Regions from separate parts of the Mus musculus genome. Here region 2 is linked to region 1. Evidence: chromatin loops called from intact Hi-C (ENCODE). Cell type or tissue: left cerebral cortex. All regions are shown on one strand.

Region 1 (4,000 bases):
AGTGTCCAAAGATCCACAATCATTAATGAAGTAAATCATAAAAGCAATGCATTTGTTCAAATTCTCAGGTCCAGCCATCACTTTCCTTCACAGGCATCCTTGTGCATCACCTATATTTATAAATTCTGCTGCCCCCTCCCATGCAACACTCTTGAGTGGTGGTTGCCTTATTTGTTGCAGTGTTTAAAGCCAGGCAATCTTCTTAGCCCAGATCAGCTGACTGAACTTGAATGAGTCCCTTTGCTTCTTTCAGCCTCAGCCTCTCCTCTGTTCGAGACTGCCCTGCGATGTAGTGAAGCATACGTTCAGGCTATAGGGAGAGGTGTATGGCTGATTCCATGTAAAGCACAGTAGCTTTCATGTAGTATTTTCCTCAGTAACTCTCTGAGGTTGGAGGCTCCCAACCCTTTTTAAAAATTTCTATCTGACCATTGGACTTCTCCTTGCATTGTAATTGTGTTTATCATGCTGGATATTGTGCAGGCTTCTATACACTTTTAAATGATTATATAGGATAGAGAGAAATCCCTATATTTTAATAAAACATTGATCATTGAGAATTCACCAGTTCTTAATTATTTTTGTTATCATGTTTATTATTATACTCCTGGAGGATTATGTTTAAAATATGCTAGAAACATTATAGAATCGTTTGGTAAGTTGTATCTCTTTCCTACTCTGTTTTCAGTGCCCTGACCTTCTTTTATGAAGCCTTCCCTAGAGGAAGTATTTATACTTTTGAGCCTGACAGAAACTGTAAGTAAGAAATTGATTCACTTTTTGCATTTGAATTAGATATTTGATAAGACTACATGGTGTCATCAAAGATTAAACTATATACAGGATACATCATCAAAAATTTCATATATTTATGAATATTTTCAGTATTCAAAGACTGTAGAAGGCTTCAGCAATGATCTGTCCCATGGAATTAATAAAGGAAGTTTGAGTGTACATTTCTATTGATTTACTTTATCATTCCTTGATAATATAAATAAAAACACCTTCAAACATTCCTAACACTGCCATCCTCATTGCAATGTTCTTTGCTGATCCCGATAGGAAGCAAACACATACACTGATTATGTCACATTAGGCTTGAGTTGCAGCACTAAGTTGGTCAGAATGACAAGAATTTAGCAAAAATGACTGAAGTGTGAGAATTATACCATAAACTTGCCTACTTCACAGGGTGGGTAAATTGAATCTACATATCAGAGTAAAATATAAATCTAGTTATGTAACCACATGTACACCCCCCCCCAGAGATGGTTATTAGATATGTGGTAGCCTACTACTGTCATAAGGACAAATCTAATGTGTAGCCATCTTCTTTCTGGCTCCTGAGCAGATAATAAACAAAGCCTGGGATCCAGATAGCAGCCAAAGAAAATTCCAAGCCACACAGTCTTGCCAGCATGGCTGTGCCATAACTGTGAGTCTCTGGCACCTGGTTACCTTGATCTGTCACAGGCTCAAGAGAATGTGTCATACCCCCATTCCCACTCCTTTAGCAAGGTTCAATGTCTTTGTCCAGCCTCAGCTTGTAAATAAAGTAAGAGAAACTCAGATTTACTGGCATTCGTAGCTGCTCACAGTTCAAGAGTTCTGGAAGGTCTTCTTTCCAGAACTTTGGTTTCTATGGGATGAGTGTCGTCCTGGCTGGTTTTTGGCTCATATCTAAGTGCTGGATCATCTCCATTCATCATTTCTGGGCTGGACAAGATTCTCTTGTCTGAGCTGTGGATGTCCCCTGCTGGAAATGGCTGTTCACTGCAGCTGAGGGAATTGGTACAATTGTGGCAGCTGTGGATGCACTTATGTGTGTCAGGACATCCTCCCTGGCTGATTACATGATTCCCACCAGGAACACAGTCAGAAAACTCACTCTGTGACCCTGCTCTTACACTCCTGCTTTATTGGCAATTTCACCTTCTAAGTTATGATAACCACTCCTTATAAAGCACGGTATGTGTTAATATGACAAGCTCTCAACATTTGTTTCTAAAATCCATAATCTTGTTGCATACAGAATGGATTATCTTATTTAAACTGTCACATATTAATAAATTCTGAGTGGAATTACAGAATTTTATATTGTAAGAGTTCAGGCCTTGAGAATAGGTGGCCCCCATTAGTGTAACTTGCACAGGATATTTGTTTTACTTGTCTTCTTGTCCACAGGGTGCCTCTCCTGATACAGAGAATACACAAAACCACTTGGCTGTGGTTTTTCATCCTCAGGTGCAATTTTTTTCTGCTCTTCATCTTTCATTCTATATGTGCTCATTTGCAGCATTCGTGCCAGTGGGCTTTGCTTTGTTCTGCTTTCTATGTATCTGATCAAAATCCTCTCCCTTTTCAAAGCCTGCTTTTTTTTTTTTTCATCAGAAAATTTAGGGAGCTTTACTAACTGACTTAATTTTCCTTCCAAATGTAAAGTGCTGCTGTGACAGGCATCCTATGTGAAAGACATTCTGTAGTCCATGTTTCTGGGAAAATTCTCATTGATGAAGGAAACAAAATTCAGTTGTGTACAACTTATAAGATTATAAGAGGTGAGAGTACAGGCTAGTTCTTGGTCTGGACTGTCATTTGGGAGCATACTTTTCAAGACAAAAGCCACTAATCACTTATCCAAGACATCAGAGGATGGGCAAAATCAACCGTCCAGTGTCCAGCTGAATCACAGTTGCTGATTGTTCCAGCCAGTTGGGAGTTTTCACCATGTGATCAGCCCAAAGGCATTTCTTCAGCTGCCAGCACAGAGGCTTGTCGAATCTGCTAAGAAACCAGATGCAGCAAATACATATCCTCTACAGCCTGGCATCTGGGGTTTGTGCCTGCCAGCTGAGGAAAAAAGCCTGGGCTGCATGGAGCTCAGGGTGGAGATGTGGAGATCATAGACAGAAAACAGTGAGATCATCACATGTTTCTCATTGTGCTAGAAAAAAAAAAACCCTATTGTTGGAGAGCATGTGAGAACTTTGTAAGAACCAGATTAAGTATGCCTGGATTACATGATGGAACAATTATATGCTGTGGACTAACACATATTTGTTTTACTGAAAGTCTGTTCCTACTATTTTACTTTTTTCGTATGCAAAAGCGCTTATACAATTGACTCAGTGCAACTGTATTCATCAAGCAATCCATCTTATTCATATATATTTATGTGTACATGATGCATGCACATCATGTATATGTCTTTATTCTTCTTAGCCCATTAGTTTTTCCCAGATAAGAACTTCAATGTTACCTTCTTACTACCATTGTAGACCATAAGTGACTGGGTATTCTGGGTAATACCCTTATTTTGTTTTGTTTAAATCCCTTTCCCATATAAATTATATAAATATTATTCATTAAACTCCATTCCTTTCAATACAGTTAGCCAAATGATTATTGAATACCCACCTATGCAAAATATGGTATGACCATGAGACTGAAGGAGCAAGGAATCCAAGAAGCTTATGACCACATGGATCAAAGCTGAGTGGCCAGAGCCAGTGATGGATAGGTGTCAAGAGCTTCAGGCAGTAAAAAAGAAGCCAAAACAGAGGATTTTTACTTTGTGTGCTATCTGTGGCTAGGGCTCACAGTAATGTGAGAGTGGGGACCTGAAGATGTATTTTTCTTTCTTTCTTTCTCTCTTTCTTTCTTTCTTTCTTTCTTTCTTTCTTTCTTTCTTTCTTTCTTTCTTTCTTTCTCTCTCTCTCTCTCTTTCTTTCTTCCTTTCTTCCTTCATTCCTTCCTTTTTCCTTCCTTCCTTCCTTATTTTCTTTCTTTCTTTCTTTCTTTCTTTCTTTCTTTCTTTCTTTCTTTCTTTTCCTTCCTTCCTTCCTTCCTTCCTTCCTTCCTTCCTTCCTTCCTTTCTTTATTTTTCCTTGGTTTTCAAATATAAAGAATATATAATAAGGGGGGTAACTATGCCACATTATTTAATCAAGATTGTTTAACATTGTATTGTTTTAGAATGGATTTCTATGGCTCTATCTAA
Region 2 (4,000 bases), 710 kb before region 1:
GTTCTGGGTAAGTTATATTCACGAAGTGTGGGCTACAAGCTTGTCATTTAACCCTTGGCAGAGGTTTCGACCCTGGAAGAGAGAGTGAAGTCTCCATTTATGCCTTCAGGGATAAAAGTGCTTTTCATCCAGTTTACCGAGGAAGGGGGCTGAGTGCAAAGTGTGTAGGTTTGTAGAAGACAGGATCCATCCATCCCTCAGCTTTGCCAGCATTGGAAGCACAACCTCAATATGTCCACCATTCTCTGCTTAAATGCTCGGGCAGGGCACCAGGACACACTGCCTTTGTGGTTTCTGTCTCTTATACCCACCAGCTCTGGGGGGAAAAAAATCACACACCTGCACCTTAGAAAGAGGCCAAATCCAGTTCCTGCCTCCCAGAGAGTATGAAGACCACTTCTATTGGAGTTACTGCGTGCAGCAATTGTTTGTAGCTCCTTAAAGGGAAAACACTGCGTGCCCTTTGTTTTGTCTTAAGAATCACACAGAGACTAGGCCGGGTGATATTCCTGCTAAGTTAATGCTAGGGTAGAGTGCAGTGCTAGAATCCCAAGACCAGAGTGTTAAAATGGATCTCAATTTTCTGTTTCCATAACTGCACTTTCTATTTGGCTTATTCCCTTCTTAGGGACCCCATCTCCTGCAGCAGCACAAGAGATTAATAGTTACATCCCTATTTTTCTCAAGATAAAAGCTGTCACTAAATGGTGTTGCAACCAAGTGTCACAACTGTACATACCCCATTGCCATTGTTTATTTAAATTTATCTCTGCAGTTCTTTTATGGACTTGGGAAAGTGTAACAGGTTCTAATTGGTAGGGGGAAAAAATCCAAGTCAGGTATGTTTTACTTTTTTCCGATCAAAGAAAGACTGAGTAAAAGAATAAGCTTTTTGCAGTGTGTTTTTTCCAACACTCTTTTCAGTAGCTGTACGCTTTCCTCCCTTATCCAGTTCCGCTTTCACTTTTCCTCCTCCCAGCCTCGCTAACCCACTTAACAATTCTCCGGCCTGTCCCAGGCCGCTGGTAACGAGCAGAGGACGCCCACGACTCCCCCTAACCACACCGTTCAACTTCAGAAGCTCTTAAGAGAAAAAGTCTTCTTCTCAAAGTGCAGTCGGAGCAAATCATTCCCCCAGAGTTCCCTCCACAGCTGCCGTAGGAAGGACTTCGGTCGATCTTCAAGAGGGGACCCGCGCACAGGACAAGTCCGCCTGTGGCCACAGCAGAACAACCCAGGCCGGAGGTTGACGCCGCCCTACGCGTCCTCCCACCCCACGGGACATCCCGATGACCCGGTCACTCAGCGCTCAGCCACTGTAGGACTGACTCCACTCTTTCCTTCCCTGCTCCGCTTCGCCTCCCGAAGTGCTCCCAGATCAGCTGTGGTGTGATCACTCCCCAACACCCAGCTCCATCGCGTACACCCCAACGTGTGCAAGATGGGGTTCGAATATGGGAACCCAACTTTGCAACGAAAAAGCTCAGGGTCAGGCCGGAGCCAGAGGGAAGAAAGAGCACGAAGAGACCGCACAGGGCGCCGATACCGGGTCCTGAGGAGGCGGTCCTTGTTCCTAAACAGGCCATGCAGGTGCACCCTGCTGCTTTCTCTTGCAAGTCTTTTGAGGTTTGGCCTTTTAGAGCTTTGTAAAGTTGACTCTCCCCCTCCTCTCAATCACAGGGTCACACTAGGAACCACACTGTCCTCAGCCCTTTAATCTCATTACTGACTTTAGGGGAAGGGGTAGAAGGGTGAGGACGGCCTGGGCCGCGGGAGGATTGGGGTTCAAGCACGGCTCAGGAGCGCCACGCTGGGCAGGAAGCGCTCAGAGGTCGGTCACTAGGCTCTACTTCTTGAGAAGTGCTGCTTAACCGCAACCGCTCCGCTCCGCCCACACCAGGGGAGCGGGAGAGAAGTCCCGGGCGAAAAAGACTTTTTTCCTTTAAGAGAAGGCAGCTGGTGACCCGGGTCCTCATCCTTCAAGTTCCCCTAAGCGAAGCAGGGCGCCACCTACAGTCGAGTTCCAACTAGCACGTTGGTGAGAAGGCTGGAGATCCTTTCCTAAGCAAGGCAGGATTTTGGGCACAGCCATCTCATCTCTGTAATCAATCCAGACCAACAGGTCTGTTGGCAGGCAACAGCAGACTAGACCATACCGAAAATTTGCGTTGGGGGCGTGAAGAAGTTGGGAAACAGAACAGTACTAGCTCTGATTGGACTTGTTCGCGCTCTAATGGTTTTGGCTGGATTTTGAACCCAGTATCTCCCCCACGTTTCAGCCAAGGAGAGCAGCAGTCAATTTCATTAGGAAGAGTATTTGTGTGACCTTGGACAAGTTGCTCCGTCACTCACTCTCCTTTTTCTTCCCCTTCAGAACTATAACCGTGAGAGTTTTTTTTTTTTCTAAATTAATGAGATAAAGTAGGTGAGAAACTGCCCATGTTAAGAGCTCCCACCTATTTCTAAAAGGGGGAAAAATCTTCCGAGAAATAAAACTTTAAAGACACTGCATATGTGTTTCCTGTTCCATGAAAGATTAGGTCTCTAGGAGGAAGAGGCGAGAAAGGCAGCCAAGTGGCCCCAATAGCTGATTTGAGCACTGGCTAATCTCCTCATAGACAAAAGAGACATATTAGTGGATGGCTGTGACTACTTAATTATCATTTTACTTTATAAATTGTTAATTACCACATGAACGTCAGAACCATATATGATATACATTATTCCCACTGTAAAGATGAAGACATACAATCCAGAGGTGAAAGCTATAACTACAACTTCAGCAGACTCAAGTCTGTTTCTGAACCTGCTTTTGATATGTAGTAGTATTAAGTTCTTCGAAATCAGATTAGGTGTTTTACATAGGAGGACAGGTTTTGTCTTTCATAGCACCTCTGAAAAGAAGAACTGTGAGTTCCCAAGGGGATTGGAGGGCCAGGGAGGTCAAGGGAGTCACTTTTGTGGGAGCTGGAGAGGCAAGGGTTTGTTTCATTTTACAATTCTAGGTTATGTGCATCAGTAAGGGAAGGCAGGGTGAGAACCTGAAGATAGGAACTGAAGCAAAAGCCACAGGGAAAGTTGCTTCCAGGCTGGCTATTGGCTTCCCTGCCTATTTTTCAAGGGAGTCATTTTAAGAATCAGCAGAGCAGGCCCGCAGAGAACCCTCCTCTGACAACATGAAAGTGACTTCAACTGGCACCTGTGTTGGGACACTTGTAAAAGTTCTCAATCCAAGTCAGGCAGGGGACTTGGCTCCTTAGTGGTTGTGCCATGCTGAAGGGGTGACAGAGGCTCGCTCTTGCAGCCCAAGAAGTGGTGATGATTGCAGTGTTTCCTTAGAAAATCTTGACAGTGGATGAAAGAGCAGGGCACAGAGGCAGTAGGAAAAGCCAGAGACAGACTGACTTATACTTCTATCAATATAATTAGTCTATGCTTACCTCACGGCCCACACAGCCAAATCTCATCAAACAGCCCAAGGAAAAGTTTAGTTTAATATAGCAATTGATGTCCTGGCATCTAAACCACAGCAGTTGGGCTCTGTTGCCCTTATTATGAGAATATATACATTGAGTTTGCCCCTAGCTCAACCCTGGGGCTTCATGCATGCTGGGCAAGTGCTCTATCATCGAGCTATATAGCTCAAGGCCGACACTGCACTTTCCCCCATATATCAAATATGTCATTTCTTTGTATCCATGTAATAGTAGTGACATTTCTTTCTTCTTCCTCTCTCTCTCTTTCTCTCTCTCTCTCTCTCTCTCTCTCTCTCTTTCTTTCTTTTTTTGTAGTGGCATTTCATAATGAAAGGTTTGGATTACATAGAGAAGCAAATTATACTACTTTCAGCATTTTGGGGTTACCATTGTGGAAAATTGTGCATGAGTTCCCCTTCTCATCCATCAAAGCGTAAAACCCAAACCACCATTCCTACCCACAGCACCTCCTTTACACTGGTAGAATAACCGAACTTGCGAAAAGGCCTCAAAGCTGAGAGAAT

The links. Hi-C counts contacts between places; a loop is a spot of excess contacts. Peaks named below come from ENCODE experiments on the same cell type or tissue, not always from the same donor. Only the 100,000 strongest peaks of a DNase experiment are listed, where the experiment ranks them.
Region 2: it touches region 1 in a loop (7-fold over the local background); 15 of 42 quality-filtered maps call a loop at or near these places.

Annotation. Positions count from the first base shown.
Region 1 is chr4:97,035,600-97,039,599 of GRCm38, reverse strand. No RefSeq gene overlaps it. Among named protein-coding and RNA genes, the nearest start is that of Gm27521, 120 kb to the right of the region's middle. In left cerebral cortex, a CTCF peak has its summit at 1,765 (motif pointing left); a DNase peak (open chromatin) is centred at 1,751.
Region 2 is chr4:97,749,158-97,753,157 of GRCm38, reverse strand. Gm38709 (a long non-coding RNA gene) reads left to right here. Exons shown (of 5, transcript XR_003955232.1): 5 at 1-2,511. It also overlaps a transcript of Nfia not described here. Among named protein-coding and RNA genes, the nearest start is that of Gm38709, 26 kb to the left of the region's middle. In left cerebral cortex, CTCF peaks have their summits at 1,814 and 2,013 (motif pointing left); DNase peaks (open chromatin) are centred at 1,034, 1,230 and 1,990; H3K4me3 peaks cover 1,413 bases; H3K27ac peaks cover 1,449 bases.